Linked DNA regions of Homo sapiens: region 2 is linked to region 1. The links are chromatin contacts, found by Hi-C in ENCODE. All regions are on one chromosome and are shown on one strand. The core of a region is the stretch at or near the end of the contact, and the rest is flanking DNA. Distances in the headings are between cores, read along the strand shown.

The links. Hi-C counts contacts between places; a loop is a spot of excess contacts on that map. Pooled maps may share reads with other maps.
Region 2: a loop to region 1 is called in a pooled map, with 2.5 times the contacts of the local background. The contact joins the promoter of IFT74-AS1 here to the enhancer-like site in region 1. A Hi-C loop is called at or near these places in 2 of 50 pooled maps.

Annotation. Positions count from the first base shown.
Region 1 is chr9:21,573,819-21,578,338 of GRCh38, reverse strand. No RefSeq gene overlaps it. Among named protein-coding and RNA genes, the nearest start is that of MIR31HG, 16 kb to the right of the region's middle. RefSeq lists a silencer at 1,310-1,359. Within about 2 kb of position 1,583, at least 10 of the 41 ENCODE cell types and tissues checked have a DNase peak (open chromatin) inside an H3K27ac peak, as active enhancers do.
Region 2 is chr9:26,954,402-26,959,626 of GRCh38, reverse strand. It overlaps IFT74-AS1 (IFT74 antisense RNA 1), which reads left to right and starts at 3,320. Exons shown (of 2, transcript NR_121605.1): 1 at 3,320-3,500; 2 at 3,612-3,847. It overlaps IFT74 (intraflagellar transport 74), which reads right to left and starts at 3,215. Exons shown (of 20, transcript NM_025103.4): 1 at 3,111-3,215. RefSeq lists a silencer at 1,642-1,936 and enhancers at 2,533-3,267, 3,268-4,003.

The DNA.
Region 1 (4,520 bases), core at 334-2,833:
AAGCTTTAAATATGTTTCTAGAGTGCTAATCTAAGGAAATACTCTGAAATGCAAGTAAATATTTAAATATAAAGGTATTCTTTGAAAATATTCTTTTATAAAGTAAAAAACCAGGAAATTCAATGTCCTCAAATAAGAAGCACATATGAAAACCATTTAATATGCTGGAAAATAAATTCTTGTGACCTAATAATAATAGTTATAAAACAGGCTATATAAAACTACATGACAGTATGATTTCAACCATGGAAAATGATACTTAGTGAAAGATGTCAATAGCAGTGATAACAATGGTTATCTATGCTTATTTCAATTATTTTTACTTGCTTCACTTTGTTTTTCTGTATTTTCCAAGTTTGCTGTCATCATTAGAAAAAAATTATAGAAGAAAAGAGAAAAACCAGAACAAAAGCAAAACTCTCATCATATAGGCTCAATTAGATGCAGAAAGAGAAGAGAAACTTAATGCTGGGCATCTCAAGTTGACGTGAGTTTCCTTTGTGGTCCAGCTTCTGTATAGCATATCTAGCATCAAAAATCCAACCCAAACCAGGTATTGATTTTAGTCGACCACCAGATCTATCTGATACAAAACAGAATGACAAAGTGACCATCCAAGTAAATACATCATTAGGATGCATCAATCTAATGTCCAGAACAAAGGAGGTGATGGCTCAGCCTACTGTGGACTCACCAGCCCCTGTCTGGATGGTATGGTTAGCGCTGTGCACCTGAAACAGAATGGTGAATAACTACAGTCTGTCCAGAAGAGGGTAGCCATAATGGCAAAATGTCTTGAAACCCTATGACATTGCTGCTTAAAACTCCTCCCTGTTTTTTTATTATTTTTGGAAAAATGTCCCTAAGTCTACAAAACCCAGCTTCATCTGGGAAGACCCTCCCTGACTCAAAAGTCTATTCATGCAGTTTTTGTTTCAATTCCTTCTATAGATCAAGTTACTCCTCACTTCAAAACTTAGAATCCCCTGGCTCGTACTTTGAATTATTTTTTGAATGAAGGAATGAATTCTGTAAAGCCTGTCTGTATATTTTTATGATCACCCTCCCCTTCTACATCTTAATTTCTACATAATGTTTAGAAAATGAGATTCTAAATCTGAAAAAGAGAAAACAGGTGGGAGAGGAGGGGATATGATTCCTTCTGTTTAACTCCATTAACTAGAATTAAGATTAATTACAGTTCTAAAACCATAAGGAAGAACGTTCTAAAAACTACATTTAAAAACTAGTATTGGTGCAAGGAACTCCCCTGTATGAAGTGTGTGCAAGTCATATTTGAGCATAAGCATGGGTTGGAGTTATCATAAAGGGGATTTTTCTGTCAGGTAGCTGAGTTTCATTACTCTCAAGAAATTACTTCAAAGTACGTGATTCTGTGACTTAGCAATCTCTTTGGCTATAGAGGCACTACATAAGGAAGAGAAGATTTAAGATGACAGGAGGCATAGAGCTAAACAAAGAAAAGCTTGGGGAAAAAAAGGAAATGTAACACTGTCTCAAAACATTTGATCTCATCATTTCGAGCCTTCTCTGAGGCTAGGGTTGGCAGGCCTCCCAGAGAAACCAAAACAAAGCAACGTAACAGGGCACCACAAAACAAAAGGGGACCTAAGCTGGGCAATGAGAAGATGAAAGCACTGTGTCCAGATTCACTGAAGAGAGAGACGAGATATGAAAGGCAGCCTTTCTCTTTAGGGTCCTTTTCAATTCACTTAAAAGCACACCTTTGAAATGAATGTCCTCAGCAGAGAGAGGGCCGTTCCCTGAATCCAGAAGTTGAGGCGTTAATTACCATGGCTAAAGGAATGTGTTGAAATGTCAGTGCAACTGCTTTCTCTATCTTCACTATCCTTAACCAAAAGTTGTGTCATCAGTCTGGAATGAGCAATGCCTGCTCAACAAACCCAGCTTTTTTCCTTCTCTTTGTATTTGCTTATTCACAGTTCAGAAATTGTCCAGTGACCTTCTTACTGTCTAACCAAGGGAATTCATATTGTTGTGGAAAGGAAAACAACTTCCATTTGGTTTGAGTGAAAGATCCACATGATGTTTCTGTTTGAGACGTGAAAGATGAAAACTGAGCTATACTGTATAGCTTAACCTTATTAAGGGGTGATTTGTTTCCCAGCTACAGTGTGGAAACTCCTTGTGAGGTAGAACACAAATGTTTTACCTTTTTTGACTGCTGCTAAAAGGTATTTATGTTTTTTGGGTGCTATGATGTTTATTGGGTTCTCACTATGTTTCAGGCAATGAGCCGAGTGATTTGTATGCATTATGTCCTAAATCCTAACAATAGCCTGGAAGTAGATCCAATTATAGCCCTTTTCACAGAAAAAGCCTAGAGCGGGTAGGTTGCTTACTTCAAGTCTACAAGCTTCTAAGAAGCAGAGCCAGTTATATATTTGAGAGTTTCATATATTTGCACATCACCTGTCCGCTGTAGTTCAGCATAAAACATTGTCATCTGCTGCTATGGACAGATAAATATCCTTCACACTTCTTGTTCATTATGACAGAAGCAGGTACAGTAAAAACAAATGATGTTCAGAGAATGGTTCATATCAACTGTATACTCTTTTTTGCTGTAAGAATTGGGAAAGGCCAAGGTGGGCGGATCGCTTGGGCCCAGGAGTTTGGGACCAGCCTAGGCAACATAGGGAGACCACAAATCTACAAAAAATTACAAAAATTAGCCTGATATTGTGCCATGTGCCTGTAGTCCCAGCTACTTGGAAGGCTGAATTAGGAGGACTGCTGGAGCCTGGGAGGTCAAGGCTTCAGTGAGCAGTAATCATACCACTGTACTCCAGCCTGGGCAACAAAGCAAGACCCTGTCTTACACACACACACACACACACACACACACACACACACACACACAAAATTGGGCAAGTATGATAGTATCAGAATTAGGAAACACATAATATTACATTTATTTTAACTTTGTTATTAAAAATTTCAAGTACATTTCAAAGTAGAGAGAATATTATAATAAAGCCCCACATATTGATCACCTAGCCTTAATAATGATAATTTTACTGTATTTCCTTTGGCTACTATCTCTTTGCTCAGTTGTTTTAAAGTAAGGTCCAGATACCATTACCTCAGCCTTTAAATTCTTTAGTATGGATCTCTAAAATTTGAAGACATTTTCTTACATACGATTCACTCCTAAGAAAATTAACAAGTTCCTTATCATGTCATACCCAGTTGGTATTTAGATTTCCCATATGTCCCCAATTTTCCACCAGTTTTTTTTTGTTTGTTTGTTGTTTTTTACAATTGTTGAAATAAGTTCTGCATGATAGTGATGAAAGGGATTTCAGAAAACTTACTTCTACAGACAAAGCAAATGTGGGATGGATTTGGAAGCAGAGAAAAATGGGATGGGTACCTGTCCAGGACTTACCACATGCAGTCTGGGAACTCAACTTAAGTCACCAACACTACTCTTAAACCCCACCTGGGTCTGAGCTTAAATGAAAAATCATAGCATGAGGATTAAAATCATAGGCTCTTTAATCAGAATGCCCAAAATTCTCCACTTACTAGCTGTGCAACCCTGGGCAAGTTAATCTCTTTGTGCCGTAGTGTTCTTCTATGTAAAATAGAAATATTAGTATTTATCTCACAGAGTTTTTGAAAAAATTAAATGAAATAATATGAAAATTAAATGACATTGAACAGTGTCTGGCATACTATATGTGCTCAATAAGTGTTAGCTGTTGTCAGCATTATCATTGTCATCATCATTGTCATCAACATCACCATGATAGTTATCATGATGGGGACTGGCTCCAGGCTAAAGACTGATCCTGCAGCTGATCAGTATACAGGAGTAATGAGAATGGAGAATGGGATCAGTGACTTCATACATTCTTTTTCCAAATTCTTTTTTATGTTGTCATATGATCCTTTTCATGAAGTTATTTTAAATCCACCTGCCTAGGGCTGGTGAAAACAAACATCCCAACAAACAACTTACTGTCTTAAGCTAGTGTCCAGCCCCTTTGCGTGGGTCTTCTCCAACCCAGCAGCCACTATCCAGGCTCTGCAGAGGAGGAATCTTTTTGTCCCATCTAAGCAAAGGTTTTCATGCACTCCATAAATGCCACCTTGGCTTACTTAGCTCTCCTAACCTCTTTAGCCTATGAACCTCAAGTATCATTTTCTACCACTTTCTAGCCTTGCCTTTTCACCCATTCATCAACTCAGTTTCTTTGAACTTGGACCATCCTCCCCTTACTCTCTTATTTCCTTACTGTATCTCAGCAGAAGCAAGTAATTCAACAAGCTGTATTGAACAATCTACTATGTGATAGGCACCATGATCATCACTGAGAATACAAAAATGGATAACACAACATTTGTACCCCTAAGGAACTCAGAGCCTGTATGCTATCACGTGGATAGCCACTTGCCTGGTCTGTTTTTGCTTCACGGGTGTGTCACAGACAACAAGATGTGAGAGTCTATATTATTGATCATCATTAGAA
Region 2 (5,225 bases), core at 2,071-4,570, 5.4 Mb before region 1:
CAATCTTACTCTGATTTACCCTTGATCCCATCTTTTTTGTGGCATTAACCTCACTGCTACCAATTATCTTTAAACTTTCTCCTTTCCTTCAGTCTGTTACCATGTTCAATTCTTTCCTACCTTCAAAAACTTATTTCTTGATCCTGCAACCACCTCTATCTAACTGTCCCATACATCCTTCCCTTATGCAGCCAAATTCCTAAGAATAGCTTATATCCAGCCGGGCGCGGTGGCTCATGCCTGCAATCCCAGCACTTTGGGAGGCCGAGGCGGGCGGATCACGAAGTCAGGAGATCGAGACCATCCTGGCTAACACGGTGAAACCCTGTCTCTACTAAAAAATACAAAAAATTAGCCGGGTGTGGTGGCGAGTGTCTGTAGTCCCAGCCAATCGGGAGGCTGAGGCAGGAGAATGGCGTGAACCCGGAAGGCAGAGCTTGCAGTGAGCTGAGATCGTGCCACTGCACTCCAGCCTGGGCGACAGAGCGAGACTCCGTCTCAAAACAACAACAACAACAACAACAACAACAACAACAAAAAGAATAGCTTATATCCACTATTTTCTACTGCTTCATTTCCCAGTATCTCCTGGATTGCTACCGTTTGATTCAAATGACCCCTGCCAATATTGCCAGTGCTGTAAATGTCATCCTACTTTACTGGTGTCCACATTTATATGAAACATCTCCATGACACTTCCCTCTCTTCTGGTTCTTTTTTCTGTCTCCTTGATCTGTCCTTATATAGAGCATTTTCTAAGATACCATCCACCATCTTTTTCTTTTCTCTCTCTAAACTCCCCTTGGGCCCCCTTATCCACACTCAGGGTTTTAACAATTAATAAACTGATTCCACACAACTTCCTTATTTTAGCACTCAGCTTGCGGTGTTTATATCCAAATAATAACATCTCCACTTAGATGTCTAAATATTTCAAAATAAACATATGTAATCCAAACTCATTATCATCTGCTCAAAATTTGTCCTTCCTCTTGGTGTCACCTCCTAGTCACACAAGTAAGAAATTTAGTCCTTGACATCTTCCTCTCCCTTACTCCCATGGCTGGTCACATAGTTCTACTGAGTTTGTTTTGTTTAGTTCTACTGATTTTGTTCCTAAGTGTTTAACAGGTACTTTACTCTCTATTCCTACAGCACTGGCCAATTCAGGGCATCACTGACTCAGGTGGACTATTATACCAGCCTCTTAAGTGGTCCCCTTGCCTAACACACATTTTGCCTATTACTTTCTCTGGGAATCCTTCCATGACCAGTCCATAACTGGTCTTGGAATCTTCGTCTTCTTCAATTTCAGTGTATAGGCCTGTTCTACATGCTACCATGCATCCTGTGTATTACTTTATTCCAGAACCTATCACACCACTTGAAATGATCTGCTTAAGTATTTCTCACCCTTTATGGCAAGAGCTGAATCTTAATCATCTTTATATCCCCAAAATCTGTCTCAGTGATAAGCAAAAACTTTGTTCTCTCTTGTATCTTTTAAATTTCCTCGTACATAAAGGTATTGCCAATTACAAAAATTTACTAAATTGTTAAAAAGCAAACAAAGCGACCGGGAGCGGTGGCTCACGCCTGTAATCCCAGAACTTTGGGAGGCCGAGGCGGGTGGATCACGAGATCAGGAGATGGAGACCATCCTGGCTAACATAGTGAAACCCTATCTCTACTAAAAATACAAAAAAAAAATTATCCGGGCGTGGTGGCGGGCGTAGTCCCAGGAGGCGGAGCTTGCAGTGAGCCGAGATCGCGCCACTGCACTCCAGCCTGGGCGACTGAGCAAGACTCCGTCTCAAAAAAAAAAAAGGCAAACAAAGCGTGTGTTGGACTAAAATGATTTCTCTGTTTCTACACTCTATGTCCAGTACTACTTTTCTGACTTTTCTTAGCATTACTCGTAATCAGTCCTTGGACTGCTTCTATCCTTTCTACAGTCATGCATCTTTATAACTCCAACTATGTGTACGGCTCACTAATCAATGTCTACAGTTCTGCCCTTTCAACTGGGCACCAATTTTGAGTTTTCAATTGTTTATCTGAAATTTCCATTCAGATATCTCATTTGAATATGTTCACATCAATCTTCCTGACCCCACTAGCTCCCTGATTCTAATTCCTTGCCATTTTGAACTCTATGTACAAAGCAAAAGAATTTCAAATGGAAAAAGGAATTTCATGAAATGACTCTTTGAAAAGGAAGACGGTGTATGATCAAAATGGTTTTTCCAGAAGAAAACGAGTACAATAAACATCTCTTTCCAGTGGAAAAGATATTACTCTAGGTTTCCTGCTAACTTTGAGAAAATGTACAACATAAAAAATTTCACCCAATTTTCTTTGCCACCGTTTTACTGTGGTGAAAAAAAGCTTACCATTATATTATTACCAGTGGGATTAAGAGGCGGGCATTAGCAACAAATATACCACTAACTTCGGGGTTATTCAATCAAAGAGTCACACAATTTCCAATTATTCACACAGAGAGGCAGCCTGGCCTTTGGATCCAGAATGATTAGCGATACAAACTAGTGCTGACAAAGTTAGCGGCTGCATAATCTTGCCACCTTAATTAACCCCTCAGGATTTCATCTTCTGTAAAACAGAAGGGTGACATCTACCTTGCAGGGCTGTTGTGAAGACGATAAGTATTACATTTAAAACATCTGCTTCTAATTATTATTACTATCGTTATCCTCCCTAAGCCAACCATTCTCACACAGGTGAATAAGTGGAAAGTTGCTAACTGCCCGCACTGTGATCAACAGACAGAAATAAGTCCCTTCCACTGTAAGAGGCAGAAATGTATTGCTTTGACTAAAATCCTTCAGCCCATCGCGGTCCTTCCCTCTGCTCTGTGCTTGGCGGGTCTCCTGCGGGGGGTCGGGGAGGGGTCGGGCTGTTGGAGGAGGTCTGTTCGCAACCTTCGCTCGACTAGAATTGGTACATGCCTGGCCTGGCTACAGGCCCGACGGTAACAGTTAGCTAAGACCGAGTTTGAATTTGTTTTGTTTGGAGCGGATCAGCATCTCCAAGGCAAGAGAACAGACGTGGGAGGGAGGGAGGAAGAGATGGGACCCGGGGATTCTCACCTCCGCCGGCGCGGAAGGAGGGCAGTTGCCCGGCTCGCGGGTGCCTTAACTTCTTTCTGAGGCCCACGCTCAGTTTTCCTCGGCTCTCAGGCCTACCCACTAACTGCCGTGCGCCGCGGCGTATCCCGGCAACGGGGGCGGGATAGCGGAGGCTCCTCATCCTGAGTGACCAATCCTCCGCCTCAGCCCTTGGTTACACACGGAGCTCTCGCGAGAATTGAGGATATGTTTGTTTCTTCACCACGCTTCAGTGCTTTTTGGAAAAAGTGGAAAACAGCGGGGCGGCTGGAAGACAAACATTTTATGTGAACGTTTGGTTTTCTTGATAATCAGAGCAACCTCCGTGTGCCTTACTTGAAGTAACTCTAGCGAGTTTTGCTATGTCCCTAGGTAACCTCACGTCGGCTAACGTTGTTAACAGGTTACATTTGAAGTTAAGTGGTAGGCAGCATTGTGCAATTTTCTAAACTCCTAATTTGTGGTAGTTTTCCTTCCTATTAGGACGGCATAGCGTACACAACGCATCATGAAGTATGGATGCGATTCTGGCACCAACTGTTCCGTTCCTGCTTTCACCAGAAGCTTTGCGTCTTTAAGCTTCCTTTCATTAGAATTTGGATCCAAGTTTGTGGGGAAGACTGTGAATTCAATGGAAAGTGTCCTTTTTTTTTTTTTTTTTAATTTAAGAACTACTTCACCTTAAATCCCACTTCTCTAATAAAATAACTTTTACTGTATGTTTCCTTCCAATCTTCATTGATAACAGCTTAAATGTGATTGCATATGTATTGGGATTTTAACATTATTTTACACATTATTTCCAACTTGCCTGCCTTCGAGGAGTTAAAAATCAATACAACACAAAATGAGATAATGTTATGTGGCTGAATTCTCCCTTAGTTTGTGAAACATTTTCATGTAATTATCTCATTTGAGCTCACCCTATTTGCAGTGGCCATTTGTCATCCTTTTGGCAGAGTTTCTCCCTTACCCTGCCCCCCAACACCCTTACAGGAACTGAAAGTGACAGATACTGGCTTTCCTAGTCTTCCTTATTACTGGGACATGAGTATTATTGCTTGCTAGACTCTCCAATCTAATTTGGTGGACTCAACTCAAACTTGAATGACAACCAGAAGCAGGACTTCAGAGAGTCTGTTGAAGTAAGGGTGACAGCCGCAGTAACTACATCGTTTCCGAGACTGCAATGTTCTATCACCAGCAACCAGTGTCCAGCATCAGTGTGTTGTTGCAAGCTGCAGTGTTAGGTACTCAGAGGCTTTATTGGGAGGAGAACCTCTAGCTTGTTTCTTCAGCTTCTGGGAGAGTCTGTGAGCTGCTTAATGTCCTTTAATAAATTCATTTTCAGCTTTTATATCATTTATAGATGATTTCTGTTCCTTGCACTTAAGGACCCTGACAGATATTAACAGTTGAAATTGGCAGGACAGATACTATTATCCAAGTTTTAAAGAGATTAAATAATTTGCTTAAGCTCATTTAGGTAGTAAGTATTGATCCCTGTCCCCATTTCTTTTTCATGATGAAAAAGGAATAGAGAATAGGAATACATCTCACTTATTTGCCTCTGAGCTTCCTTAGAGTAGGCACCATATCTTATTTGACTTTGGATCATTATGTATTAGGTTCTGTTGCTTTTAAGGTTATATCAAATTGGAATTAGGTTATATCAAGTTGTAATTTGGTTAGTAATTAGGTTATGTCAAATTTTAAGTTTATTGTAAGACTACTTGTGTTTCAAGTTCCTTTCTGTCTCTAGTCCTTTTCACTGCAATTCTCTCTTCCTGGAATCTTTGTCCCTCTGCTTTTCACTGTCCAAAGTCCTGTTCATCATTCAGGTCTTAACCCAAATGTCTTTTATTAGAGAGGTCTTCTCTGCCAGTCCATACTAGATTAGTGCTCCAACTCCTTCTGGCCCCCCACCTCATTATATGTCCTCAGTGCACCCTGTACTATTCCTATCTGTTAAAAGGTAAACTTTGGCACATTAAAATTTTAAAGAGCTTATTTGAACAGACAGCAATTCATGAATTAGGCAGCTCCAAATCATAAGTGGTTTGGGGCTCCCCCAGAGGTAGTTGAAAGCTTTCAGAG